2 separate regions of the Homo sapiens genome follow, and region 2 is linked to region 1. The links are chromatin loops, found by intact Hi-C in ENCODE. Cell type or tissue: CD4-positive, alpha-beta T cell. All regions are shown on one strand. Links, peaks and the distances in the headings refer to the core of each region. The heading gives the core; the rest is flanking DNA. Region 1 has its middle 51 kb from the start of MYL3. Region 2 has its middle 35 kb from the start of PRSS50.

Region 1 (15,084 bases), core at 3,076-11,075:
ATAGAGAACAAATGGAATAGAGAAGAAATAGCAAGATGGTAAACTTAAACTCAACCACATAAATAATTACATTAAGTGTAAAGAAGCTGAGTAATCCATTTAAAAGACACATTTTTAGATGGAAAAAGAAAGACCCAACAATATGCTGTCTACAGGAAATGCCCTTTTTTTAATTTTTTTTTGAGACAGAATCTTTCTGTTGCCCAGGCTGGAGTGCAGTGGTGCAATTATGGCTCACTGCAGCCTCAACCTCTTAGGCTCAAGTGATCTTCTCACCTCAGCCTCCTGAGTACCGGAGACCACGGGCAAGTGCCACCACACCTGGCTAATTTTTAAATTTTTGTAGTGATGAGATTGTACCATGTGGTCCAGGATGGTCTTGAACTCCTGGGCTCAAGTGCTCCTCTTGCCTTGGCCTCCTCAAGTTGGATTTACAGGTGTTAGCCACTGTGCCTGGCAGGAAATGCGCTTTAAATATAAGGCATAATTAGATTAAAAGTAAGAGGAAGAAAAATGATATACTATGCAAATACTAATAATGAGAAAGATGTAAGGCTATATTAATATTAGAAAAGTAGACGTCAGGGAAAGGAAGATAGCCATACACAAAGAGGGACATTTCATAATGATAAAATGTGTAATTCACCAAGAACACTTAATAATCCTAATTACAGAGTTTCAACAAAAGCAATAAAGCAAAAATGGACAGAACTGCAAAGAAAAATAGACAAATCTATAATTATAATAGGGGATTTCAACACTCCTCTCTTAATAATAGATAGAACAAGTAGACCAAAAAATCAGTAAGGATGTTGAAGACTTGAGTAGCACTATTAAACAATTTGACTTCGTTGACATGTATAGAATACTTCATCTAACAACTGCAGAACAGATTCTTTTCAAGTGCACACGTAATATTTCTCAAGAAAGATCATGTCCTGAGCCATAAAACATGTCTTAATAAATGTGAAATGACTGAAATCATTAATAGTATGTTTTCTGATGAGAATGGAATAAAAAAGTAACAAATAGATATCTTGAAAAATCCCCAAATATGTGAAAATTAAAGAATACTCTTCCAAATAACCTATGTATCAAAGATAAATCACAAGGGAAATTAGAAAATATTTTGAACTGAGTTATAATGAAAACATAAAATATCGAATTTTGTGGGATGTAGCTAAAGCAATGCTTAAGATATAAATTTATGACTTCAAATGCCTATGAAAAAAGAAGAAAGATTTTAAGTTCATTATCCAAACTTCCACTTTAGGAAGCTAGAAAAAGAAAATTATTCTCAAATGAAAAAGAGGAAGGAAATAAAGACTGAAATGAAAATCAATGAAACAGTAAATGGATAACAAATAGAGAAGCTCTCAAACATTTTGGTCTCATGATCACCTTACACTCTCAAAAATTATTGAGAATCCTAGAATCTGGTTGATGTGTTATATATCTACCAATGTTTACTGCTTTAGAAATTAAAACAGAAATTAAAAAATTATTTTATTATTTATTTAAGAATAAAAATAAACTCATACATGTAAACATGAATGACGGACTTTTATGAAAAAACTATATTTCCCAGAAGAAAAAAATTAGTGAAAAGAATGGTATTACTTTTTAGTTTTTCAAATTTCCTTAATGTCAGGCTTAATGTCTCTTCTGCATTGTTTATTGTTTTGATTGAAGTTTATGAAGAAAACCTAGCCTCATACAGATACACAGTTGGAAGTGAAGGGCTAGTTTAATAGCCTTTTCAAGTAATTGTGCCTTTTCAAATTACTGTTTACACTCTGCCAGAACTTGACAAGTGGTAGATTTTTGTAATGTAGAATATAAAACTGAACTTTTGTACTCATTACGTTAAAATCAGTTGGCCCTTCACTGTGAATGGGCCTTTCACCCATGCATAACTTTGTAAAATCATTGGAAAATATTGGTTTACTTAGTTATGCAGATTTTCCAAAAGTTGACACATTTCATTATACAGTACTGTACAATATCAAAAAAGAATTGCCTTCACTCATATCACCACCAGTGTCATCAGAAAAGTCTTTAATTATTGGAAAGCTGTTGTGTTCATGGTAGCACATACACATTTTCCAAAATTCAAATTTTCACTTGAAAGCTCAAATTTTAATATTGGCAACAAATACTTTCAGTCATTTTTCTTAAAGTCACAGATTCTAACTTAGTTTATTTTTGAGAAAAAGCCTGCCAAATACTTAGGTCAAAATAACAATAGTTCTATTGCGATTCATTCTTTGAAAGTAAAAATGATGTCCCATGATAAAACCAGCTAGTTCAGTTCACAACTCAAACAACTGCACATGTGTTTTCTTGAGTCAGCATCATACTTCTGTGTACAGCAGCAGTGCTTTATGCATACTTGCCATTTCATCACACAAAATAATTAAATGCATGTGCATTAAAAGATCAATACTTAATAAATTAGTAATTTTTACAAAGATTATTTATAAGATATACATATATGTATTTTTTTATAATATGTATGAACCCCAGTAAGGATGAGATATTGGCCCTCCAGGGTAGAAGGGGGTTGATATAATCATCTTCCTACCAAATATCTAGTTGGTTTCCTTCAGGAATGTAGCACATCAAAGGCTTGGCATTGCTTTCTGATGCTGACAGATTAGACATTCAGAGCAGTAGTAGCTAGATCACCTTTGTTCAGAGGAAACTGGTGCTGTTTTATTGGGTGAATGAATAGCCTCCAATCCTGCCAACACAATTATACTCTTTTCCTGAGCACAGTGTGTAGTGCAGAGGTTGACAAGGACAGGAGCTAGCTGACCTCTACTGGAGGAGTCATCCTATCCACTTGGTTGTTGAGTACTTCCTCTTCAGCGGATACCCATTGGTGGGCATTGGTATGAGATTTTAAAAAGCCACACATATTATATCCACTCCTATAGGTCTAGCCATGTGCTTCTTCCCCAGATGTTTGAATTTTGCTCTAAGGCCCAACCAACCAGACAAGCCATTCATCACTGCTTGAGGGTCCATATGTATTCTTACTCAGGCCACTTCTCCCTTTACAACAAGCTGATGACCAGGTGTACTGTGTGAAGCTCTACATACAGGATTTCCCCTCACCACTGTCTTTTAGGGCCACTCATGAATGGGGGATTGTGACGGTTGATACTGAGTGTCAACTTCATTGGACTGAAGGATGTAAAGTATTGATCCTGGGTGTGTCTGTGAGGGTGTTGCCAAAGGAGATTAACATTTGAGTCAGTGGGCTGGGAAAGGCAGACTCACCCTTAATCTGGGTGGGCACCATTTAATCAGCTGCCAGGACAGCTATAATATAAAGCAGGCAGAAAACATGAAAAGACTAGTCTGGCCTAGCCTCCCAGCCCACATCTTTCTCTTGTGCTGGATGCTTCCTGCCCTCGAACATCAGACTCCAAGTTCTTCAGTTTTAGGACTTGGACTGGCTTTTCTTGCTCCTCAGCTTGCAGATGGCCTATTGTGGGACCTTGTGATCGTGTGAGTTAATACTTAACAAACTCTCATATATATATGTATGTATGTATATATATGTCTCCTGTCTATAGAACCCTGACTAATACAGATTTTGATACCAGGAGTGGTTCTAAAGGAACAGAATATTAAGGATGGAGTTCTTTCATTGGTTTTGGGGTTTCTGGAGTTGGCTGCTTAATATGATTAGTCCCAAAAATGCGGACTCTACTTCTAAATTTTTTTTTTTTTTTTTTTTTGAGATGGCGTCTCACCCTGTTGCGCAGGCTGGAGTGCAGTGGTGCGATCTCGGCTCACTGCAACCTCCGCCTCCCGAGTTCAAGCGATTCTCCTGCCCCAGCCTCCGGAGTAGCTGGGATTACAGGCACGGGCCACCACACCCGGCTAATTTTTAAAATATTTTTAGTAGAAACGGGGTTTCACCATCTTGGTCAGGCTGGTTTTGAACTCCGACCTCGTGATCCGCCCGCCTTGGCCTCCCAAAGTGCTGGGATTACAAGCGTGAGCTACCATGCCCAGCAGGACTCTACTAATAGTATGGAGAACATGATAGTCCTCAGCATGAACTGTTTAGAGAGTTATGCAAAATAAATGCATTTGACACTCCTGATTCACCGCTCATGAAAGGCAAGGACTTTAGTGACTCTATACATAATACCTTTGACCATATGTGGAGAGCCAAGGAACGTAATGAAGCTGGTTGTTTGCTCTTAAGTTCAGTGGACAAAGTGATGAAAGAAAATGATGAACTCAGGGATTCTAACACCCAGTTTCAGAAGCAGATACTGAGCCTCAAATCTGCCAAGATTGCCCTGAGTGAGAGTCTTATCTCCTGTAGAGAAAGAGCTGAAATTGTGGAAAAACAGACATAAGCGCTTATCATGCGAGTGGCTGACCTGCAACAAAAGATGCACGCACAGCCACCTGAGGTGTGTACTGCTAAAGTGAGGGCATTGATTGGAAAAGAATGGGACCCTGCAACTTGGAATGGGGACTTGTGAGAGGACCCTGATGAAGCTGGGGACACTGAATTTGTAAACTCTGCTGAACCTTTTTGGCTAGAAGAAAAGCTTTCCCATCCCCAGTAGTGACAACATCCCCTCCCTGACCCATGCTGCCATCAGCCTTTCTACCTTTGTCTAAGGAGATAAACCCTGTGCTGCCTGAGGCAAAAGTGATGGCCTCTTCTGAGGCAGTTGCCAGACAATGTAATGTTGATTCTCCTCTGGAGCCACCCCCAACACCCCCATTTGCTTCTAGACCTGTAACTAGACTAAAGTACTGGTGGGCCCTTAGAGGTGAGGTTGAGAGTGTGACCCATGAGAAGGTGCACTACACTTGAAAATAACTACTTGAGTTTTCTCATTTGTATAAGTAGAAATCTGGAGAATAGGCATGGGAATGGATATTAAGGGTATGGGATAATGGTGGAAGGAACATAGAGTTGGGTCAGGCTGAATTTATTGCTTCAGGCCCACTAAGTAGGGACTCTGCATTTAATGTTGCAGCTCAGTGAGTTAAAATAAGGTTCTAATAGTTTATTTGCTTGGTTAGCTGAAATACGCATTAAAAGATGGCCCACTGTGAGGGAGCTGGAAATGCCTGATCTCCCTTGGTTTAATATAGAAGAAGGCATCCAAAGGCTTAGGGAGATTGAGATGGTGGAGTGGATTAGTCACTTTAGATCTACTCATCCCAGCTGAGAGGGTCCAGAAGATATACCCTTGATCACTGCCTTGTGAAATAGGTTTGTGAGGGCAGTACCTGCATCTTTGAAGGGTCCTGTAATTGTTCTTCTCTGTATTTCAGATCTAACAGTGGGAACTGCAGTCACTAAACTACAAAATTTAAATACATTGGGAATAATTGGATCCCAAGGTGGCAGGGGCCAAGTGGTGGCACTCAACCATCAAAGGCAAGGTGGGCATAGCTACTGTAATGGGCAGCAGAGGCAAAGCAGCAATCAGAATAGTCTGACTCGTGTAGAGCTCTGGCATTGGGTAATTAATCAAGGTGTTTCTAGAAATGAAATTGATAGGAAGCCCACTGCATTCCTACTTAATTTATATAAGCAGAAAACTTCTAGATCGGATGGACAACAGACTAATTTGAATTATAAACATAGAGAATCACGGCTCCTCAGTCAATTTCCAAACTTGAGCCAGTTTACAGACCTAGAACCTCTTGAATGAAGGGGAGGCTGGGTCCCCTTGAGGAAGGACCCCATTACACTACCGACAACTTATGCTGTTAATATTTCTCCCATCCTTCCCCAAGGAGACCTATGGCCTTTTACCAGGGTAACTGTGCACTGGGGAAAGGGAAATGGTCAGATATTTTGGGGACTACTGGACACTGGTTCTGAGCTGACATTGATTCCAGGGTACCCAAAATGTCACTGTGGTCTTCCAGTTAAAGTAGGGACTTATGGAGGTCAGGTAATTAATAGAGTTTTAGCTCAGGTCTGACCTCGGTCCAGTGGGTCCCTGGACTCGTCCTGTGGTCATTTCCCCAGTGCCAGAATGCATAATTGGCATATACATACTTAGCAGCTGGCAGAACTCCCACATTGGCTCCCTGACTGGTAGGGTGAGGGCTATTATGGTGGGAAAGGCCAAATAGAAGCCCTTAGAGCTGCCTCTATGTAGAAAAATAGTAAATCAAAAATAATATTGCATCCCGGGAGGGATTACAGAGATCAGTGCCACCATCAAGGACTTGAAGATGCAGGGGTGGTGATTCCCACCACATCCCTGTTCAACTCTCCCATTCGGCCTGTGCAGAAGGCAGATGGATCTAGGAGAATGACAGTGGATTATCATAAGTTTAACCAAGTGGTGACTCCAATTGCAGCTGCTGTACCAGTTTTTCTAGTCCTAGATGGAAATAAATTTCATCTGCCTCAGGTTTCTGGTATAAAAGGTGCAATCCCAGTTACCTCACAGGCCTGGGTGAGGAAAATGCCAAGAGCTGTAAAAGGGCTTGGAAAAGTAAAAAAGGTGATGTATAAATGTAATGATTATCATTTTGTGCTCAAGAATAAGCCTTGGAACACAAAATAGGAAAGTAAGTCTACAGCCCTAAAATATATGCATATAAAACTTTAAAATAATGCAGTTCCAACTCTACAGATGGTATCTGGGGATTGTCTACTGCTTTAGAGTCTCAATGCCCCTTTTCTCACGTGGGTGTTGATTTCCAAAAAGGTAGCAGTGTCGTCTCTAATGTGGGTGTTGATTTTCAAAAAGGTAGCAGTATCGTCTCTAACGCAGTGGTTAGTAATGTTAAGTGCAACATGCACGTTAAAGAGTTTTAATTTTTATTGCAAACAAGTAAGGGAAGGAGACTCTAAAGCCCTGGCTGGAGGAAGCTCTGCCGTAGAGTAGTGGTCGCATTTTTGTGTGAACAAAGGGCTAGACAGCTGCCACTCTGAGGCGAGGGCCCTAGGCCAGGAGACGCTGAGTGCCTGGGAGGCTCCCGATGAGGTGGAGGGCCCTGAGTCCACGGAGAGCTGCGAAGAGAGAGAGGACTCATCTGAGTCAGGACTGCACGGCGCGACCCCGCCCAGGCCCCGCCCCTCGGACGGCCTGGTGGCCCCGCCCCGCCCCCTCGTCCCTCCCGGGCGCTCCAAGTTGCCGCCAGAACCCATGGCCGGCGTGGAAACCGCTGCGAGGCGGCGCCACGACGGAGGCTGAGGTCGCCGGCAGTATCCATGGCGTCCCAGAGCGGCAGCTCCCTGGGGCTCCTGGCCTGGTTCTTGCTTCTTCAGCCATGGCTCGAAGAGGCCCGGGCAGGCAGGGTGGGTGCGCAGGGAGGCGTAGCACTGCTCTTCCCCTCCGCGCTCCCCTCAGGGCCAGGCGGCCAGGACCCCGGAGCGAGCGGATGGGAGCCGCCACCTGTAGGGGCTCCAGGATCCCCAGCGGCCCCCCAGTCCAGGGGGAACGCAGTGCGCCCCGCTTCGGTGTTACTTCCCTCAGGTGAGTCTGATTCTTACCAGGCTCTGGCAATCCCACACACACTATCATCAACATGGACCAAAGGGACAGTAGCATTAAACGTCAGGTGACGCTTCTGGGCCATGCCCAGCCGCAGAGAACTGGCCTGGTTTGAGGGGGAGGGGACCTGCCCTAGAGGAGGAGGGGCTCAGGGGACACGATCTGTCCAGGGGCGGGGCGGCTCCCTGAGACCTGGGAGGACACAGCCATTTTCCGAAGAGCCTCAGGGGATGCAGGCCTTGCTTTGAGGGTTCCGAGGCGCATTTGGCTCTGGTGAAGGTGCTGCAGCAGCGTTACTCTTAGTCCCTTCCTTTCATTGACCTGCCCCAGCCTGTGGCCAGCGGACTTCAAGGATAACTGGAGGATTGCCGGCTCCAGACAGGAAGTGGCCCTGGCAGGTGAGCCTGCAGACCAGCAACAGACACATCTGCGGAGGCTCCCTTATCGCCAGACACTGGGTACTCACTGCCGCTCACTGCATCTCTGGGTGAGGGTTTGGGGCTCAGAGCTTGGGCCCTGATCAGGCTGTGGGACCTGGAGCCAGTCTGTCCCCCTCCCTGAACTTCCTCTTCCTCATCTGTAAAAGGGGGTGACAGCCCCATAGTTTTTATCCAGTCTGGGTGAGACCTGAGGATTTGCATTTCTAACAAGTTTCTGGGTGTTGCCTCCGCCGCTGATCTGGGGACTACTGGCTAAAGTGGTCAGGGGTCCTGGAGGGATGTGGCTTGGAGAGAGGGAGGTAGCTGCTGGCTGGCATAGGAAGATGGTACCAGGCGGGAAGCACCTCGAAGGTGTGGAAGCAGAGTGTAGACCCTGGAGGATCTTCCTGCAGCCATCTGGAATACACAGTGAAGCTGGGAGACACAAATGTGCATCATCGCTCCAAAACAGCACTTGTGGTCCCAGTTCGTGACGTCGTTATCCACCGATATTTTACGTCTCCTGGAATAATTGAAAATGACATTGCCCTTGCCCTGCTTGACTTCCCTGTGAATTACTCCACGCACATCCAGCTTGTGTGCCTCCCTGAACAGGCTTTCATGGTGCAAGCTGGTACGAACTGCTGGGTGACCGGATGGGGCAAAGTAAATGAAACAGGTGAGACTATGAAGCAAGACTACAGCAGCCCCAGACCAGGGAAAATGTTGCTCGGTGCCCTGGGGTTGATCTACAAGCTAAAGGGAGGGACAGAGAGGCAGATTTTTTTAGTAAGTCAGGGAGGAGGGTGCAGTAGATGCTGCCTGGGAATAATTTTAACAACTGGTCTATGAAATTCTTTTGGTTTGTCAGGACCTGGGGATTTGGGTGCCAGGCATGGAGGGTTCTCTCTAGGGTGGATTTTACCTCTGGGGGCGATGAGCTAGCTGTCTGCCCTTTTAAGCTGTCCCTCCCTGGAAGTACCTGCCTTGGTAGATAGGAAGCTTCCTGTGTGTGAGAAGAGGCCAGAGACCTTTCAGAGAGGTGTAGGGCCTCCTATCCTTGGGGAGAGGCTGGATTTGGTACCTTTGGGGCATTACCTGTCTGACAGTCTGTGATCCTGCTCTAGAAAGTATAGATGCTTTACTGATGTACAGGATACTGTGTCACTATTAGTACTACTATTCAAAGTGACAGATGCTTGGTTTTGGTTTCTCAGGGTGGTAACGCCTTGCCTTCCCTTTCCTGTCTGTTCTTATTTCCCCTGTTTTGGTTTGGATCTTATGTCCTTATCTCCCCATGTCAACATTGGGCCTCATATCTTCCTTTGTCAAATGGGACAATATCCAATGCCTAAGAGCGTGTCTGTGTGTGAACACATGGTATTGAGACCCAGAGTGGGTATGGGGTTCTCCTGTCCTGTCCCACTTATACACACCCACTCAGTTGTAAATTGTCTCTCTGTAGATTCATCAGAAAAGATAGTAACTGAGCCTCAGGAGGCTGAGCTAAGCATTATTCTTCATGATAAATGTAATGAGGTGCTCAAGGAAAAGATAAGAATGAGGAGTGAAATGGTCAAGAAAGGGACCATCTGTGGCTATAATGACCAAGGGAAGGATGCCTGTCAGGTCAGCTCATGGGCCTCTTGCTGCCTCAGCATTGCAGTTGTCTCCTCAAAGCTTCCTCATCCCCAACCAGTAGGGACTGGGTTATCTCCTAGCCCCTCCGTTTACCCTTATTCATGGTAATGGGACGTGAGGACAAGCCACCAAGGCTCTCCTGGGCAGCCTACCTGATCCTTCAAAAGAGAGCAGCTGACACAGCCTGGAGTGGGAGGAGGGGTGAATCAGGCAGGTCCCACCAACAATACATGCTCCATGTTTTGGGACCCTTCTGTGTGACAGGCAGTGTACTCAGGTTAGCACTTGACTCATTATTGTCTCAGAGTAGGCACAATTTCATTAGGTATATTCCGTTTTTTGGAACACGCCTTTTTAGTAGGTACATGATTTTGGTTTATTGGAAATTGTCAATTCTCAGATCTCATATTGACAGATACCTAAGGCTAGGAGGGTCTTAGGGGTTCCTGGGGAAGCCCCCTTAGTGCTTAGCTCTGTAGCGCATTGCAGTGCAATTAGCCTGCTCTGATGTGGATCCTATTTCTTTCCTACAGTGACTGTCTTTCTTTTTCCAGGGAGATTCTGGGGGGCCCCTGGTCTGTGAATTAAATGGCACATGGGTCCAGGTGGGGATTGTGAGCTGGGGCATTGGCTGCGGTCGCAAAGGATACCCTGGAGTTTACACAGAAGTTAGTTTCTACAAGAAATGGATTATTGATCACCTGAGACAAGCTTCCTGTTTGAATTCAAAGACTTCCTCATCCTAGTCCTGTGTCTGGTGATGCCCCTGGGCATCCTGGTGACCCTGTGATCAGACCCCATTCCACTCTTCTGCTGTTTCTGAGTCTCACACTTAGGTGTCTCCTCTGACCAACTTCCCACTCCTTCTCAATGCCCTTTCCACAAATGCCAGTTGGAATCCACGGGCCCTCTGGAGATCCGTACAATAGAGCATGGCAGGGAGACTGGGGCCTGGAAAGTGCCCCTGCCTGGTGCTCTGGTCACTTGCCTCAGCCATGCCTGCACCAGGGCTGTGCTCTGGCTGGTGGGAAGGAGGGAGTGAACCGATTCCAGCTAGAGGGCCAGCCTCCCTGCCAAGTGGGCCACGGTGACTCATCAATATCTGGAGGAACATCTATCAAAGAAGAGACATCATCAATGGTGAAGGAAGCGTTAGACGTGGTTCTGGTTTCAGGGCTCTCACCTGAGACTTTGTGAAACCAGCCAGCTGGGTGATTGCTCACAGAGAGAGAAGGAGGCGTTACCAGGTCCCTGCAGACGTGTGAGGCCTGGGACTTCCACTCTGGCTCAGTAGTCTGGGGCTGGGAGAAGTTCCCCTGCAGCCCAGTGTGGATCCATCTGTGAGTGGACAGCCTCTGCCACACCAGCTCTCTTGGGGCAACCCATTCTTGCACCTCTTTCCTCAGTGCCCTGGTGGCCACTTTCAGGGACACTACAAATTGTATTGAGTCTGTTATGGGGTGTGGAGTTTTCGGAAATCAACTAAATAAATATTTGGGGAGTCTCCTGTGTTTCTGAAGCTCTGCTCACTGGGGTGTGAGGTTGTATATAACATACTCTGTAAAGAATTGGCTTCCCATTTATTAGGAAGATATTCATGGTTTTTATTAAACTCTGGCAGAGCCAGGGATGAGGAGCTTGTCTGCCTTCATTTAAGTCTGACAGGTGGCTTTACCCAGTGGGTCCTGCTGCCTGTTTTTTTTTTTTTTTCCATCAGCATCTCTGTAGCTGGGAGTGTGGTACTTGAGTTTAACAAACCCTGCATCAGGAGTGGGGCATCAAGAGGGACAGAGACTGGGGTGTAGCACACTCAGACACCTTCCTGCTTCTCCTTGCTGCTCTATAACAAGTGTGCCTTGAGGAGACAAAATGGACTATGGGCTGGTCCTTGAGCCCAGAGAGCTGAGTACCCACAGGGAGGAGGGTGGGAAGGAAGAGCTCATTCTCTCTTTGTATGTGTATGTGTGTGTGTGTTTGTGTGTGCATGCAGGAGAGAGAGAAAGAGGGGAGGGGGAGAGAGAGAGAGAGAAAAAAAAAACCTGCTGCCTGAGGGAGCTGGGGCTCAGTGAGCGAAAACACTCTGCTTTTCAAACTCTACATGGTTACAGCTAAACCCAGCAAGTCCTAGGTCATGACCTACAGAAATGCCCATGAAGAAAAGTTGGATGCCCAAGACTTGCCACATATTTCTGTTACTTGCAGCTTTCTTTCAGAACAGACTGACTGACCCTTTTCCATGTTCCATCTGCGGGGAATGCCAGTATGGCTTCTCATTTCCTTCTTTCTTCTTCCTCATCAGTTCAGCCCCAGTAAAAGCATTCCCCCTTTCCACAGACCACTCCTGTGGACTCTGCTGGGCTGTGTAATGTAATGTGCCTTCTTCTGGGCTCCCTGGACTCTGCAGTCTCTGTGCCTGTTAATTTCTCTGTTTCCACTGGTTGACATTTTGTTCCTCATGGCCATGGGACTCTGTCTAATCTTTCCTTATCTTCCATCCTCCACCTCCAGGTGTGGAACAGAGCAGGAGTTTAGGAACTATTTGGTGAGTGAGTGAGTGATAATAGATAATTAGATGCTCATATATAGATAATTAGGTGCTCATATATCCTCTATTGCCTTACTTTTTTCTCTCTCTGCCCTTTCACCTCATTGCTTTGTCCTCCTTTTGCTTTCCAGGTTGCCTTCGTGAAGGGGGGAAAAAACACAACTGGGTAGGCAAGGGTTACAGCCCCTGCAGTGGGGAAAGTCCCAGGCTCCAGGAAGTTTATGGTTCTGGATGGGGTGCCCTTTGGTCTGCCAATATTAGAGCATGTTTCTTGTTATAGGAGAATAGAAATTCCATTCAAGCATCTTGGCTACTGAGGAATAGCCTCTGGCTACCAGAAAAGATGGGCATGGCCCCCCAGGGAACAAAACATCAAGTGCCAAGTAAACGTTAGTCGATTTTACTCTTTCCAACAAAAATTTTGAATTATCTTTTATGAATGAGGCACTGGCCTTCATCCACAGATAAGATGTAGATGGCAGTTGGGGGATAGAGGTGGTCATTAGGAGGACTCCTAGGTAAGGAGCTTGGTGGCTAGGTAGAACCTGAAAGAGATAGATGACACAGGGAGAGGAGTTGTTGACTGGCAGGCAATCAGTTTTACTAAAAATGCCAGACTTGAACAAAAAGGAAATAAAAACAAACAACAAAATTCCCTATGGGTTTCTAGTCATAAGGGGCAAGTGACATAGGGCGCAATAAGCATTTTTAGTGGTCTTGAAATACCATTTGCCGGCTAGGCACGGTGGCTCATGCCTGTAATCCCAGCACTTTGGGAAGCTGAGGTGGGTGGATCACCTGAGGTCAGGAGTTTGAGACCAACCTGGCCAACATGGTGAAACCCCGTCTCTACTAAAAATACAAAAAAATTAGCCAGGCGTGGTGGAAGGTGCCTGTAATTCCAGCTACTTGGGAGGCTGAGGCATGAGAATCGCTTGAACCTGGGAGGCAGAGGTTGTAGTGAGCCGAGACCGCTCCATTGCACTCCAGCCTGGGCCACAAGAACAAAATTCCATCCCCCCCCAAACAACAACAACAACAACAACAACAACAACAACAACAACAACAACAAGAAATACTGTTTGCCACCAAAAGAAACCAGGGCTTCTTGGAGAAATGGCTTGAAAAATTTACAGGTATGAAACAGGAAATATATAAAATAAGCCTGAAATTTCTTGTCATACCAGATAGCAAGGAAGCTATCATGTCAACAGGACTCAGAACCAATCAGAAGAGGCACCCTGTGTTCTGACATGTGGTGTTCCTGCTAGATCCCATTGCAGAGAAATCACAGCCATCCCTCAGCTTCTGAAGATACTGATTCACAGCTGCACCCCTCACAAAATGGGCACTCAGCCTCAGGGAACTGATTCCCTCAAGATTAAGTCTCTTCACAGGGGTATCCCATAGCAAATAATTGCTATGCAGAGATATAAAGGCCCAGTCTTCTTCCCTCAATTTGGGACAACTTGGAAAGGCCTCTTGTAGGATCAGCTGAGATGTCAGTTGCAACTGCCTTCTGTGAGCAGCTTCTCCTATGAGCACTCCTCAACAAACCGTTGGACAGAATTCTCTCTCAGAGCCTATGTTCAGGGAACCCAATCTAAGTTACCCTGCCTGGCAAAAGATGTCTTTGTGTGTTTCAGGATTCTATTGCTGTGTAACAATCACCCCAAACTCAGTGGCCTAAAACAACACATTGTATTATGGTCAATTCTCATTGTTCAAGCATTCGTACTTGCAAATTCACCTACTTGCTGAAATTTATTTTAACCCCCAAATCAGTACTCAGAGTGATTTTTGGACATGCCCAGGGCATGGAAAAATTTGAGTTTTCTGATGCCTAAGTTCCTAGCTGAGGCTGTACAATGTGCTATTTTGTCTGCTTTCATCTCTCTTACTGTAAACAAGTATCTTTTTTGTCATCTCTTAACTGTCACTTTTAAAAAAACATTTTTGTGCTTGTTGTTGGTGATTTTGCTGTTTAAAAGGGCCCTGGGGCCAGGTGCGGTGGCTCACGCCTGTAATCCCAGCACTTTGAGAAGCCAAGGCGGGCAGATCATAAGGTCAGGAGTTCGAGACCAGCCTGGCCAACATGGTGAAACCCGGTCTCTACTAAAAATACAAAAATTAGCTGGGCATGGTGGCGCATGCCTGTAATCCTAGCTACTCAGGAGGCTGAGGCAGGAGAATTGCTTGAACCTGGGAGGCAGAGGTTACAGTGAGCTGTGATCATGCCACTACACTCCAGCCTGGGTGACGGAGCAAGACTCCATCTCAAAATAAATAAATAAAAGGACCCCAAGAGTACTGCTGAAATGCTGGTTAGTGCTCCTAAGTGCAATAAGGCTGTGATGTGCCTTATGGAGGAAAAATAGGCGTGTTAGATAAGCTTTCCTTAGGCATGCATAGTTCTGTTGCCTGGGAGTTCAACCAGTCGAGTGTGCTAAAGGAGATGTCTTTAAAGGAACATACATAAAACAAGGTTATATGTTGACTGGTTGATGAGTCTATTTTGACTAGAGGCTCACAGGAATCTAACCCTACATTTCCTCTAGGAGCAATGATTCAGTATTCACGCATTCAGTCCTCATGATGACTTTATAAAACATAACTTCTGTGAATAATGAGATTCAATTGTATTCCTCATAATTTTGTAGAATAGTTGGCAGTTCTGCTGGTCTAGTCTGAGCTAATTCCTGTAGTTACACTTCAAGCATGGTGGGGATGTCCCAAGATGCTCTTGCTCAAATGGTGAGTGGTTATATGGGAATATAGGTAGGGGTGCCCTAACTTTTCCTCCAAAGGCCTTTCATCCTCCTGTAGATTAGATCAGGTGGACTCAGGACAGTGCTCCAAGTGGGTGAAAGCAGAAATTGCCAGGCCTCTTTATGCCTAGATTCAGAAGTTGTAAAACTTAATTTCTACCACATTCTGTTGGTCAGAGCATGTCACAAGGCCAGTTCAGTTTAAA
Region 2 (15,084 bases), core at 3,519-11,518, 60 kb after region 1:
GTGGTTATTTCTCTAGCTTCAGGTCGTTTCCTCACAGACATGCACTGACCAATACTCAGTTTAATACTCAAGGGGGAGTATTTGTGTTGCTATAAAGGAATACCTGAGGCTGGATAATTTATAAGAAAAAGAGGTTTATTTGGCTCATGGTTCTCTAGGCTGTAAAGAAGCATGGTGCCAGCATCTGCTTCTCATGAGAGCTTCATGCTTCTTTTTCTCATGGCAGAAGGCAAAAGGGAGCTAGTATGTAGAGATCATATGGCAAGAGAGGAAGCAAGAGAGGGGACATGGATGTGCCAGGCTCTTTTTAACAACCGGCTCTCTTGGCAACTAATATAGTGAGAACTCACTCACTCCTCCTCTTCCAGGAAGGGTATTAATCTATTCATGAGAGATCCACCCCTATGACCCTGACACATACCATTAGGCCCCACTTCCAACACTGGGGATCAAATTTCAACATGAGATGTGGAGGGGACAAACATCCAAACTACAGCAGGGAGCCTCTGCAGATCTTTGTGTTCTTTCTTTGTGCCACTCTCCTCTGCAGTATTTTATCAGCACAGCCGCTTCCATGTTCCTGGCCTCTCAGCAATACCTGCTCACATCCAGGAGCCTGCTGGATTCTGCCTACGTTCTCCTTCTCTGTACTGTGGCCTGGAAATTCTCTCAAGTCATAAACCTGAGGCAGTCACAGGGCTTACACCATTTGTTTCCCATCTATTAGGGATTCTATTTTTTTTGGTGGGTGTCCAGTATCTTAAAAACTATTGTTTCAGATGTTTGTCCATTTTTGGTTGTTTCAGGTGGGAAGGTCAGTCTTTTTATATTCCACGGCTAGAAGGAGAAGTCAGCATTTAATAACTTACTTTCTTTCTTTCTTTCTTTCTTTCTTTCTTTTTCTGTCTTTCTTTCTTTCTCTTTCTTTTCTTTCTTTCTCTCTCTCTTTTCTTTTTCTTTTCTTTTCTTCTTTTTTTTTTTTTCCGGGTCTTGCTCTGTTACCCAGGCTGGAGTGCAGTGGTACAATCATACCTTACTATAACCTCAACCTCCTAGGCTCAAGTGATCCTCTTGCCTCAGCCTCCTGAGTAGCTAGGACTACAGGCATGCACTACTATCCTCAGCTAATTTATTTTATTTGATTCAGAGACAGGGTCTCACTATGTTGCCTAGGCTGGTCTCAAACTCCTGGGCTCAAGCAATCCTGCCTCAGCTGCCCAAAGTGTTGGGATTACAGGCATGAGCCACAGTGCCCAGCCAATATTCCTTTATAATTAAAAATATCTATCATAGGTAATTTAAAAATATCTCTTTAAGTTGCTTTCCCTTTTTCATTCTGTATTTGCTTTTTTTCTTTTATTTTAATCTTACTAGAATGTTGTTTAATTTATTAGGCTTTTCAAATAACAAAATTCTGATGGTGCTAATTCTCTCCACAATTTTTTCTCTATTTTATTGATTTCCTTTTTTTTAAGAGAGAGGGTGTCACTCTATCACCCAGGCTGAAGTGCAGCAGCCTGATCATAGCTCACTGTATCCTTGAACTCCTGGGCACAAACGATTCTCCTGTCTCATCCTCCCAAGTAGCTGGGACTATAGGTGCACGCCACCACACCTGCTGGTTTTTTTATTTCTAGTAGAGACAGGGTCTTACTATGTTGCCAGGATAGTCTTGAACTCCTGGGCTCAAGCAATTCTCCGACCTCAGCCTCCCAAAGTGTTGGGATTACAGGCCTGAGACATTGTGCCTGGCTACTTTATTGATTTCTGCCTCCTTTTTCCATTATTTTCTCCTTCGTCGCAAATTCTTTCTTTGAGTTTACTCCATTGATCCTTTTCACTTTCTGAGTTGGATGTTTATCTCATTTGCTATCAGTCTTTCTTTTCTGATCTTGTCAAAGCTGTAAATTACTTTCTGGGACTGGTCTATCTGCATCACATATGCTTTGATATGTAGTGTTTTCATTGGCAGTCACCTCTAAATGTTCATTATTTCCCTCATGATTTTCTTTTTATAGAAGAACCACTTAGAAGGGTTTTGTTTTTGTTTCAGAAAGATGGGATTTTTTGATATGTTAAAAATTGATTTTAATATTATTGACTTGTGACTCAAGAACAGAATCTATATACCAATCATTCCCTGGAGTTTGTTGTTCTCTGTGGCATCGTTTCTGAATGTTCCCTTAGTGGTCATTGAGCAAGTGTTCTCTGTTGGTAGTTGTAAAATTTATTATATAGCTAAGGTGAAGATTATTAATAGTCAAATCTTCTTTATCTTTGCTTAATTTTGTCTGTGTAATCCAGCAGTTTCTTAAGGGTAACATATCAAAAACTCCAGTCTCCCATTAATTGGTCACCTGTTTCTTTGAGTATTATAGGCTTTTTTCTGCATCTTCTTGGTCATTTCTTATTTATACTTTATATAATAAGATTCCTTTTTGTCCCTTTATCATGATCTTGCCTTAAATACTATGATCTAAGAAGAAAATTGCTATACTACTTACTTTGTGTTTCAGATTTGCTTGGGATTTCTTTTTCTATCCCCCTTTTTCAATTTATCTGTATCTTTTTGTTTTAAATTTGTCTCTCCATATAGTATATTTCTGGATGATATCTTTTTTCTCTAATTGTAAAGTATTTGTTTTGTTTGTTTTTTTCCAACACATTTACATGTAACACAATTGCTATTGTATTAGGATTGATTAGAGCCATCTTGTTTTGTGTTTTCTATTTATCATACTTTGTTCTGTTTTGTTTTGTTTTAAAGAGATGGCATTTCAATATGTTGTCCAGGCTGTACGCAAACCCCGGGGCTGCAGTGATCCTTCAGCCGCAGCCTTCGGAGTAGCTGGAACCCCAGGCTGCAGGAAAGCAGGCTCTTTCTGTTTTGCTTGAAACCTTCCACTGGGTAGACTGTATTTTTTGCTGCTTTGAAGGGTATCCAGTGATTAGATTACACTCAACTTGGGCCGGGTGCGGTGGCTCACCCCTATAGTCCCAGCACTTTGGGAGGCCGAGGCGGGAGGATCACGTGAGGTCAGGAGTTTGAGACCAGCCTGGGCAACATGGTGAAACCCCGTCTCTACTAAAAATATAAAAATTAGCCGCTCGTGGTGGCCCGCGCTTGGGATCCCAGCTACTTGGGAGGCTGAGGCAGGTGAATTGCTTGAACCTGGGAGGTGGAGGCTGCAGTGAGCTGAGATCATGCCACTGCACTCCAGCCTGGGCGAAAGAGTGAAACTCCATAGAAAAAAAAAATTACACTCAACTGGATAATCCAGGAAAATCTCTATCTTAAGGTTCACAGGACGAATTACATATTGAAAGCCACTTCCTTCACAGCACTACCCGGATTAGTTTTTGCTGAGTGACCGGGGCTCGCGAGAGCCGCCTCAGGTCTCCGCCGGCACACTGGGGTCCCGCCAACACCACGACCAGGGCGGAGCCGCCGCGAGGGGGCACCACGAGGCGTGCTGACGGTGCCCATGGCGTCCCAGGACGGCCTCCGCAGGGGCCGTGGAGGCACACGCCTGAGCCTCCACCTCCTGATCTGGCTTCAGTTCCTTCAACCCCTGCTCAGTGAGGCTGGGAGTGGACAGGGCGGGGCTGGGCTGCACCCACGTTGGGTGTGGGGTGGCAGTGGGGGCGCTGTGGGAACAGGCAGACGCGGAGGAGGCGCCGCCAGGCCAGCTCCTGTTCGCCGCGGGTCCCCGTCTTCACCAGGTGAGCCATACCGACCCGAGGAGGATTCCAGAATGACCCCGGCAAGCCCAGAAGCCCGGACGTCTCCTGTGCACCCGAAATTCCCCAAAATTCCAGAAACTTCTGTAGCTCCAGGGTCTCCAGCGACCGCAGGGCCTCCAGGATCCTGGGTTACTTCAGCATCTACAGTGGGAGAAGCCTTGGAATCCGACGGAATCTCTGACCTTGGAAGGCAGTTTTCTCAGGGTATTGTTTCTGGTGCTAGATCTGTCCTGGCCTGCGGGGTAGGTCAAAGGGGACACAGCCTGGCTCAGGGAGGTTGAGGGTCAGACCCTGACCTAGATGATTTGAGAGAGAGGATAGATAACCCGCCTCCGCCCTGGGCAGCCTGGTGGGGTGGTGGGAAGGTAGTGGCTTCACTTCCAGTCCCCTCTCTTTACTGAGCCCACCAGCCTGTGGCCACCGTGTTTCAAGGATGATTGGAGGATTGCCAGCCCCAAACAAGAAGTGGCCCTGGCAGGTGAGCCTGCAGACCAGCAACATACACCACTGCGGAGGCTCCCTCATCGACAGGCGCTGGGTGCTCACTGCCGCCCACTGTGTCTTTAGGTGAGTGTTTGGGGCTCAGAGCTTGGGCCCTGATCAGGCTGTGGGACCTGGAGCCAGTCTGTCCCCTTCCCTGAGCTTCCTCTTCCTCATCTGTAAAAGGGGGTGACAGCCCCATAGTTTTTATCCAGTCTGGGTGAGACCTGAGTATTTGCATTTCTAACAAGTTTCCGGGTGTTGCCGCCGCCGCCGATCTGGGGACCACTGGCTAAAGTGGTCAGGGGTCCTGAGGGGATGTGGTTGGGAGGGAGGGAGGTGGCTGCTGGCTGGCATAGGAAGATGGGACCAGGCTTGGAAGCACCTGGAAGGTGTGGAAGGGGAGCATAGACGTCCCCCCAGGATCTCTGTGAAGGCCATCTTTTCTCTCAACAGTAATTTGGAATACAAGGTGAAGCTGGGAGACCCTGACTTGCATGCTGGTTCCAAAGAGGCACTGGTGATCCCAGTTTGAGACATCATTTTTCCTAGCAATTTTGATTTTGCCACTTTGACAAGCGACATTGCCCTTGCTCTGCTCGCCTACTCTGTGAATTATTCCTCACATATCCAGCCTGCGTGCCTCCCCGAAAAGCTTTTTGAAGTGGAAGCTGGGACAGAGTGCTGGGTGACTGGATGGGGCCAAGTGTCAGAGAGTGGTGAGACAGGCAGGATGCTGAGGTGGGACAGTCTGGTGGGCTGGGCTTGGCCTGCAAGCTATTGGGAGAGGCAGGGAGGCCATTTTCTAGCAGGTGGGTGAGGGAGGAGGGTGGAGAAGATGCTGCCAGGAAGTAATTTAACAACTATGTTATGAATTTCTGTCGTCATATTGGGACCTTGGGGCTTGGGGGCCAAGTGTAGTGGGTTCTCTTCAGGGTAAATTTCAGCTCAGGGTGATGAGCTGTCTGCCAATAGGAGCCAACCCCCACTAGAAGGACCTGCCTTGATGGGTTGAACTTCTTCACCCTAGCAGTGTAGGCCAAGCCAGAGCAACCCTGCCAGTGAGGCTGTGGGGACTCCTATCCTTAGGGAGAGGCACTACCTGTCTAAGAGTCTGTGATCCTGCTCTAGAAAGTAAAGATGCTTTACTGATGCACAGGACAGCCTGTCATTTCTGCTGATACTCAGAGTGACAGATACTTGGTTGCCATTTTTCAGGCTGACAAGGCCTTGCCTCTCCCTCTCCTGATCTGTTTTTCCTTTTACTGTCTTGATTTTGCTTCTTGTCCTTTCCTTTCTCCATGTCAACATTAAGCTCGAGTTTCCTTCTATGTCAAGTGGTGACATTGTCCACTGCCCTGACTTCCTTTAATTTGGGCAGTTGTGTTAAACACACCAATCAGGACTCAGAGTGGGCACTGGGGGCTCCTGTTCTATCCCTTTGTGAAGATCCACTCTCTTGTAAATTGTGTCTTTGCAGTTTCAGGACCAATGCCACTTGTTCTTCAGGAGACTGAGCTAAACATTATGCGTCATGAGAAATGTTGTGAGATGCTCAAGAACAAGAATATATCCAAGAGTAAAATGGTCACGAGGGGGACCGTCTGTGGCTATAATGACCAAGGGAAGGATGCCTGTCAGGTCAGTTCATGGGCGTCTTGCTGCCTCAGCATTGCAATTGTCTCCTCAAAGCTTCCTCATTCCCAGCCAGTAGGGCCTGGGTTATCTCCTAGCCCCTCTGTTTACCCTTATTCATGGTAATGGGATGTGAGGACAAGCCACCAAGGCTCTCCTGGGCAGCCTACCTGATCCTTCAGGAGAGAGCAACTGACACAGCCTGGAGTGGGAGGAGGGGTGAATCAGGCAGGTCCCACCAACAATACATGCTCCATGTTTTGAGACCCTTCTGTGTGACAGGCAGTGTACTCAGGTTAGCACTTGACTCATTATTGTCTCAGAGTAGGCACGATTTCATTAGGTATATTCCGTTTTTTGGAACACGCCTTTTTAGTAGGTACATGATTTTGGTTTATTGGAAATTGTCAATTCTCAGATCTCATATTGACAGATACCTAAGGCTAGGAGGGTCTTAGGGGTTCCTGGGGAAGCCCCCTGAGTGCCTAGCTCTGTAGCGCATTGCAGTGCAATTAGCCTGCTCTGATGTGGATCCTATTTCTTTCCTACAGTGACTGTCTTTCTTTTTCCAGGGAGATTCTGGGGGGCCCCTGGTCTGTGAATTAAATGGCACATGGGTCCAGGTGGGGATTGTGAGCTGGGGCATTGGCTGCGGTCGCAAAGGATACCCTGGAGTTTACACAGAAGTTAGTTTCTACAAGAAATGGATTATTGATCACCTGAGACAAGCTTCCTGTTTGAATTCAAAGACTTCCTCATCCTAGTCCTGTGTCTGGTGATGCCCCTGGGCATCCTGGTGACCTCGTGATCAGACCCCATTCCACTCTTCTGCTGTTTCTGAGTCTCACACTTAGGTGTCTCCTCTGACCAACTTCCCACTCCTTCTCAATGCCCTTTCCGCAAATCCCAGTTGGAATCCACGGGCCCTCTGGAGATCCGTACAATAGAGCATGGCAGGGAGACTGGGGCCTGGAAAGTGCCCCTGCCTGGTGCTCTGGTCTAGAGGGCCAGCTGCTCTGCCAGGTGGGCCACGGTGACTCGTCAATATCTGGAGGAACATCTATCAAAGAAGAGACATCATCAACGGTGAAGCAAGCGTTAGATGTGGTTCTGGTTTCAGGGCTCTCACCTGAGACTTTGTGAAACCAGCCAGCTGGGTGATTGCTCACAGAGAGTGAAGGAGGCGTTACCAGGTCCCTGCAGACGTGTGAGGCCTGGGACTTCCACTCTGGCTCAGTTGTCTGGGGCTGGGAGAAGTTCCCCTGCAGCCCAGTGTGGATCCATCTGTGAGTGGACAGCCTCTGCCACACTAGTTCTTTTGGAGCAACCCATTCTTGGCACCCCCTTCCTCAGTGCCCTAGTGGCCACTTTCAGGGACACCACAAGTTGTGTTGAGGCAGTTATGAAGTGTGGAGTTTTCATAAATCAACTGAATAAATGTTTGGAGAGTCTCCTGTTTCTGAAGCTCTGCTCACTGGCGAGTTTGGTTGAATATAACATACTCTATAGAGAACTGGCTTCCCATTTAACTAAGGAAGCTATTTGTGGTTCTTATTAAAATGTAGAAGGACAGGTGAGGCCCTGCTTCCTCAGACATGAGCTCTAGGGATGATTTGAGCCAATGGGTCTTGTTCCCTGTATGCCTGTTATAGCCATCAGCATCTCTGCAGGGAGCTCTGTAGTTGAGCTTAACAGTCTCTACAGTTAGGGATAGGGGATCAAGAGACACTGGAAGTAGGCCCAGGAGTGAAGTTCGGGTGTGAGAAACATTCCTCCTCATCTACTGCTTCTCCTTGCTGCTCCCTCCCACTTGGTTACCAAAGATAGGCGTTCCCACCGGGAGAAGGGCAAGAGAGATTCACTGTAGTATACATAGGTTCTCTCCCCTCATTACAAAGTCTGGTGTCCTGGAGTCTCTCTGTCTAGCTACTGATCAACCCCCTCCCAGCCTCTTGCCCTTTGCCCTTCTAGGGTTGAATGTTTAACCCCCAGGTATGGGTGGGCTTCAGTGGACAGTCTGTATCAGTCCCTTCTGTTGCCTGAGGAAGGCTGAGGCCAAGAGACTGAGAGCTTACATCAAACCCAGTCTCTTAATGAATATAGCACTACCTGCTTTAAGAAACCACTGATTTATTCATAGATTAATAAAACAAATTTAACTTTTTTTCCCTAGAACATCCCATTACAGCGTTCTTGGTCAGCAGGTAGCTTTCTCCATCTCGTGGCTTGCTCTCAGTCCTGTAGTTAATGCTTTACCTGCATCAGAATCCCCTAAGGCTTGTGAAATACAGATTACTGGCCTGCACAGTGGCTTATCCCTATAATCCCAGCTACTTGGGAGACTGAGGCAGGAGGATCCCTTGAGGCCAGGAGCATGTAGCATGTCTCTTAAAAAAAATTAGCTGGGCATGGTGGCCTGTGCCTGTAGTCCCAGCTACTCTGGAGGCTGAGCAGGAAGAAGTCTTGAGCCCAGGAGTTTGAGGCTGCAGAGATATATGATCATGCCACTGCCCTCCAGCCTGGGGGACTGGAGGAAACCTCATCTCTTAAAACAAAATTACAGATTGCTGGTTCCTGGTTCCACCCCTGGAGTTTTCAATCCTGTAGGTCTGGGACGGGGCCTACATTCTCTGTCTTTCAGGTAGAAAGACCTTAAAAGAATGTACGTTTCTAACAAGAATGTACATTTACCTGAAAGACCTAAAGAATGTACATTTCTAAGTTCCTGGCTCATGCTAATACTGCTGGTCTGGAGACCTCACTTTGAGAAGCAATGCTCTGCATTAACAAGAATAGAAAAGGCAACCTCCTGTTGACTGCCTTGGCATGGAAGTGGCACACATCACCTCTATTCATGTGGACCCACTTAGGTGCCAGGCTGGGGAGGGAATGTGGCTCCAAGTCCAGCTGATCACTTCCCAATCTCTGCCATGCCTAGCAGATCCAAAGACAGCATCCTTCTGCAAAAAATCCCTGTGGAAGCCCAAGGCCTGGCACAAGCCACCATTCCTTTTAGCTGCCACGATCTTACTGGTTGTCTGTGGAAGAGGACACATGTCTTTCCTTTGTCTGGTCTCCCCCAAGAGTCCTTGTTTTACAGTAGTCTTAGATCCAGCTCAAATATCACTTTTTCAAAGACATCTTCTCTGATTCCATAGCCTTACAGTTCTTTTCCTTTTTTTGTGCTTTCTCCATCTTTCCAGATTCTCAAACCAAGAGTAATTGTGAAACTCTCCAGTGCGCTGGGACCAGGGAACCAAGGGTGTAGTCAGAGGCTGGGCAACAGGATGCCATTAGTAGTCCAGGGATGCGGTGCACCTTCATCGGCCAGGTTCTCTGGGCATTGTCACCAACTTAAAACCCTTGGGGGTGCTTTCATGGGGCCCGCCACCCTGGGAGCAATCACAGACTCAGGACTCCCAGGTCGTCCTCAAGAACAGGCAGGAGATAGAGGTGAGGGAAATGCGCCAGTTTTGCGGGGAGCTGTCGGGAGTTCCCGGCGCCATCACGTGCTACAGTGCGGTCACGTGTGCAGACGCCAGGCACATGCCGGGCTCTCGGGAACCGTCTCCGCAGCCGCCAGGTGGCACCTCCCCAGCCTCATGGCCGTCTCACGGTCGAGCCTCGATCCCCCAGCCTCATGGCCTTATGATGGCCCCCAGCCTCATGGCCTCGACCCTCCAGCCTCATGGCCGGGCGTGGGGCCCGGAACCTCCAGGCCCTCGGTCCTGAGCCGCCGCGTCCTGCTGCCGCTGCTTTTTCTGCTGCCGCTGAGCTCGGGTGAGGTGGGCGCTCCTCCGCAGCTCTACCTTCCCTCTCCCCGGCCCCAGCCCTGCTCCGCCTCCAGCTCCGTGCCTGGCCTTGGAGGCGGGGGACTGGCCCGGGGTGTGGCTGCCTACTCCTGGGTCGGGGATTTTTGCGGCCCACGCACCCCGCGGTCAGCTCTCCTCTACTACTCGCGCCCAGGACCTCGCCAGGGCGATTCCAGGATCTTAAACTCCTGCCCTCTCTGGCCTCCTCCGTCAGGGCACACCTGTCCTACAGCGCCCTGAACCAGCGGTGCGGGAACCCCTTTCGCTGCCAGTCTGGACACCGTGGCTAATGTCCCTACCACCCGAGCCGCCCTCAGGCCTCTCATAGGCTCCCCCTCCACCCCCCGCTCTGATCTTCTCATGGAGCTGAGCCCCACTGGAGACCCCACTTGGACATGCTCTTTGGCCCAGGAAAATTCTTGGTCCCCATCCACTACAGGAATATTCTAAAATTCACCTTCTTCCCAGATCCTCTATTCCAACCCAGCTTGCCTCCCTAGCAGCCCATCATTCCCTCAGAAAACACAGGCTTTGGGTGCTGTCTTCCTGAACCCAATCCCCAAACCCACAGGGGCCCCTCCAAACTGGACTGCTCAACACCACCCTCACCTACTTCTTTAGGAGTCAGAGAGGCCTGCTTCTGGTGCAGGGCCAGCGGCTCACCTGTGCCCTGCTGTGTGGGCTCTCCCTGTGCGACACTCCCTCCACCATCCTCTCTCATAGGTATCCTCTTGTTTTTGCTTTGCTGATTTTTCTCCCCCATCTCTTGCCCCTTCACTGCGAGACCTCCCAAATGTCTTCACTCCATGCTTCCTGCCAGTGCCTCCTCGCTCTCCACTTAACCCTTAGTTCCTTCCTGGGCTCTCTCCACCCTGATCATCCCTGACCTTTGTACCACCCCCTCCTCTTTCATTTTCTGTGGTCTCCTGATTCTCCTCTACCTCAAGGGTAACTCCCCCTCTCCTCTGTGTCTGTCCCATGCCACCGTGCTCTGTTCATCCCAGACGTGTTGGTGTCCCCTAAGCTGCTCTCTTTTTCCTGCTCCTCCCCTCTTAACTGCTCCCTGGGTGAACTCACTTGAGCTGCCATTTATGTGATGGTGCCTCATAAAACATGTCTGGATGTGCAGCTGCCTCCTGGACATCTCTACCTGAAAGACCTAGGAACATCTCAACCCCTTGGGGTCAATGCTGAGGTCTTCTTCTTCTTGCCAACTGACTTCTCTCATTGTTTCCTAACTAAGTGGATGGCAGCCACTTTTCTCCAAAATCAGAAACTGCGGTGTGATCCTAGACCCACCCATGTGCCTAAGTCCCCCAGACAGCTCACCGTGTCTGTTCTCACAGCCACTTCCTCATTCGGACCTCCTCATTTCTTGCCTTGGTTCTGCAGAGCCTCTGGTGGGATCTCAGTGCCTCAGTCTTGTCATCTTCCTGTCTAATATCTGGGCTGCCTATGCAAGCCTGGCTCAGTCATACCTCTGTTGATCTCCCTTTTCCCAGAGGGTCTCACCCTGGCTTCTTGGCCAGGCTTTCGAGGCCTTCATGACTGATGCCTGACTCTCCTCCCCTGGCTCATCTCTTGCCATCACAGGTCTTGCCCTTCATCCTCTGCAGTCTGGCATACACGACGATGTTTCTCCTGCAAGGAATGTGATGATCACTTTTCATTTCTGTTTACCTTCTCATCTTTAACACCTGGCACAGTAAGCCCTCCTCCCACTGAAGTGGTCTTTTCTGTCCACCACTTCTTCTGGGCTCCCCTGAAGCCTGCCACCCTGTCCCTGCACTGATCTCATGCAGGTGGTTGTGTATTTACCTCTGTCCACCCTGCTGGACACTGTATTCCTTGAGAGTAGGCTCTATTTGACACACCTCTGTCTCCCCAGCCTCTGGCTCCAGGCTGGGAACAGAGTGGGAGATTAGGACCTATTTGGTGAATGAATGAATGAACTAATTTAAAAATGCACCTCTTTGCTGTCATCCTGTCGTGAATGCTTGCTTCATCTCTGTCCCTCTTTTCTCCTCCAGGTTATAAAGAGGACACAACCAATCCAGGTAGGTAGGGTGAGACCCTGCTGCAGGAAAAGCTGAAGCTCTTGGGAGGGTATGTCTGAAGGGAGTCACATAGACAGTGGTGCTGGGTTTGTAGGAAGCAGGCATTTGGTCTAAGGGGTCTGTTTTCTAAAGAACAGCCTGCAGCTACCAGAACATATAGACCTAACAGTCTAGAGGAAAGAGGATCTTGGCCTCCCATAAGAATGCTGAGCCTCTTGGAATTCAGCCCAGGCCTCATCTCAGACCCTTTTGCACACAGAACCTTTTGAGCTCTAAGCCATTCAGTTGCAGATAGAACTTCCTGGGCCTTGTGGCAGTGTCAGTAGAGCCCAGCTCTTCTGGGTTTCCTGTCTTTTTCCTTACACCTTAGGCATGGAGCGTTGGGTTACTCCTGTTCTTCAGTTTATGGGCCTCTATTCTCATCGGTCCTGCCAGAACTCTACCCTAATTCATTATAGAATGGATGACTGATGGATTAAGTTAGTTATCCTTGCTTCTGTCCAAGCTCCACTCCCATTCCCCTTCTCCACCCGCTTAATCTTTCTTGGGGATCTTTCTGTTTGTGTGTGCTCTTGTAAAAATACATATTGCTGTCTTGTGTGCATGTATTTTTAATTTACATAAATGGTATGTTCTCTGTATCTCTTTCGGTTATCCCTTTTAATTCAGCCTCATTAAGACTTTTTAAAATTTGGAAATAATTTTAAACTTACAAAACACTGCAAAAATACAAGTAGTACAAGGAACACGCATACATATATAATTTTTTTCAGAATCAGTGGAGGGTAACATACAGCATGGCTCTTTATTGCTAAATACTTTGGTATGTATTTTCTGAGAATATTCTCTTCCATAACTACAGTGTGCTTAACAACTTCAAAAGTTTACATTCATACCGTACTTTTATCTACTATCCATATTCTAATTTGGTCAGTTCTCTAAACTCCTACTTCAGCAGTGCATGAAGGTGTATAGGTTGCCACAGACCTACCAACCCTTAGTGTGATCCTGCGTTTATGTTTTTTGCCAATCTAATAGATTGAAAAATCACTTATTGATTTAATTTTCATTTTTCTCATTACTGATGAGTTTGATCATGTCTCAATATGTTGTTGGCTTCTTGAGTTTCCTCTTCTAATAAATTGCTTGTCTCTATCCTTTGCCTATTATCTTTTTTTTTCTTGTTGGTTTCCTAAAGTTTCTTGCATAAAGTCTTGTATTCATTTTAGATATTGCAAATATTTCCTCCCTATCTGTCCTCTGTCTGTTAACTTTGCTCCCGGGCCAAAACCTCTCGATTTTGATATAATCACGTTAATCAGTTTATGCTTTATGGTTTGTGTTTGAGGTTTTAAGGAGTCCTTTCCTACCCCATGTCACATGATTTATTTATTTTACAGTTTTACCTTTTACCTTTAGATCTTCAAGTGCTATTAGCAAAGAATCCAGTTTTGGTTTTCTTATTTCTCTTATAGTGAGCGAGTTTTCCCAACACCATGTACTCAACAGTCCTTCTTTTACCCACTGATAGTGGTGGCTCCTTTCTTTACATCAAGTTTGTGCAGCACATGAAACAATCTCAAGCTCTCTATTCTTTTCCATTGTCACTTTCCATTGTCTGTCCTTGTGACAGTACCACATTGTTTTTATTATTATGGCTTTCACATGTGTCTTAATATCTGCTAGGACAAATGACCCTTCTTTGCTGTGCTTCTTCAAAGACTGAACTATTCATAGACCTTTGTTTTTCTGTTTCAGTTTCAGAATAAGTTTATCAAGTTTCTTAAAAATTCTAACTTACAAAATGAATTTATAGATTAATTTTGGAAAAATTACATCTAAAATGTTTAGCTGGTCTTTTTTTTTTTTTTTTTTTTTTTTGAGACAGAATCTTGCACTATTGCCCAGGCTGGAGTTCAGTGGCGTGATCTTGGCTCACTGCAACCTCCGGCCCCTGGGTTCAAGCAATTCTCCTGCCTCAGCTTCCCGAGTAGCTGGGATTACAGGTGCCCGCCACCACGCCCAGCTAATTTTTTTGTATTTTTACTAGAGACGGGGTTTCACTATGTTGGCCAGGCTGGTCTCAAACTCCTGACCTTGTGATCCACTTGCCTGCGCCTCCCAAAGTGCTGGGATTACAGGCGTGAGCCATCGCGCCAGGCCTTAGCTGTTGTTTTAAGAGCAGGGACTGTCTTGCCATTTATGCTGATCATTTTCTGTGTCCTTTATTAGAGTTTTAAATTTATTACCACAGGAGTCTTATGTGGTGTTAGGTAAGTTAATTCCTATGAACTTTTATCATTTTTTCGCTGCTGAAAATGTATGTTACTTCAGTATATTTTCTAGTTGGTTGTGCTGGGATAAAAAAACATTATTGTTTTTAAAAGGAAATTGTTTTATTGAAGTATTATATGCATTCCAAAAAAAATGCACAAATTATGAAGGCCCAGCTGAAGGAATTGTCACACAGTGAGCATACCTGTGTTATCACCACCCAGGTTAAAAAGTAGAATAAGTATGTAGAGAGGCTGAGGTGCGAGGATTGCTTGAGCCCAGGAGTTTGAGACCAGCCCTGGCAACATAGCAAGACTGTCTCTATAAAAATTTTTTTAAAAATTAGCCAGGTGTGGTGGCAACTGCTTGTAGTCCTGGTGACTTGGGAGGCTGAGGTGAGAGGATCGCTTGAGCCTGGGAGGTCAAGGCTGCAGTGAGCTGTGACACTGCACTGCAGCCTGGGTGACAGAGTGAGACCCTGTCCCAAAAAAAAAAAAAAAGGCTAAACCAGCACCCAGCAGCCCCCTTGCGTTCTCTCAATTATTTCCTCTGCCCTCCTTCCACAAAGTGTCCTTATTCCTGGTCTCTGGTGGGATAGGTTCTTTTCTGCCTGTTCTTTAGTGTTGTATGATGTTTGTTGTAAGTTTGGGGTATATCCAACTTTTGTAAAGTTAAGGGTTTTCCATCTATTTCTAGTTTAAGTAAGAGGGGTTTTTTTGTAAGTTATAAATATGTGTTAAATTTTTCAAATGACTTTTTCTGTGTCCGTGGAGGAAAGCACATGGTCTTTCTGTCTTCAGATTGTTAGAACCTTTTATGTGGAGAATCCACTGAGAATTCTTTCAATGTGGAACCACCCTTGCACTCCTGGGCCAATCCTTAATCATCATGGTGCATTGTTTTTTAAAAATACAACATGAGCTACTATTTTATTTAGAATGCGTGCATCTGTGTTTCTTCATACGTTCATACAACCATATAACTTGACTGATAGAACTGTGTGAAAACTGAGTGTGTGACCTGTGAATGAGGGGCCTCTGGGGTCTCCCTGCTGGCACTTTGAATGTTCAATGTGAAAACTT

Evidence for each region. Peaks named below come from ENCODE experiments on the same cell type or tissue, not always from the same donor. Only the 100,000 strongest peaks of a DNase experiment are listed, where the experiment ranks them.
Region 2: it touches region 1 in a loop (11-fold over the local background); 6 of 110 quality-filtered maps call a loop at or near these places.

The regions. Positions count from the first base shown.
Region 1 is chr3:46,804,625-46,819,708 of GRCh38, reverse strand. It overlaps the pseudogene PRSS44P. Among named protein-coding and RNA genes, the nearest start is that of MYL3, 51 kb to the left of the region's middle. RefSeq lists a silencer at 7,078-7,157 and an enhancer at 7,555-8,179. In CD4-positive, alpha-beta T cell, for the core only: no CTCF peak of the experiment used is centred there; a DNase peak (open chromatin) is centred at 7,088; H3K4me3 peaks cover 951 bases; H3K27me3 peaks cover 190 bases.
Region 2 is chr3:46,745,269-46,760,352 of GRCh38, reverse strand. It overlaps the pseudogene PRSS43P. Among named protein-coding and RNA genes, the nearest start is that of PRSS50, 35 kb to the right of the region's middle. In CD4-positive, alpha-beta T cell, for the core only: no CTCF peak of the experiment used is centred there; no DNase peak of the experiment used is centred there; H3K27me3 peaks cover 421 bases.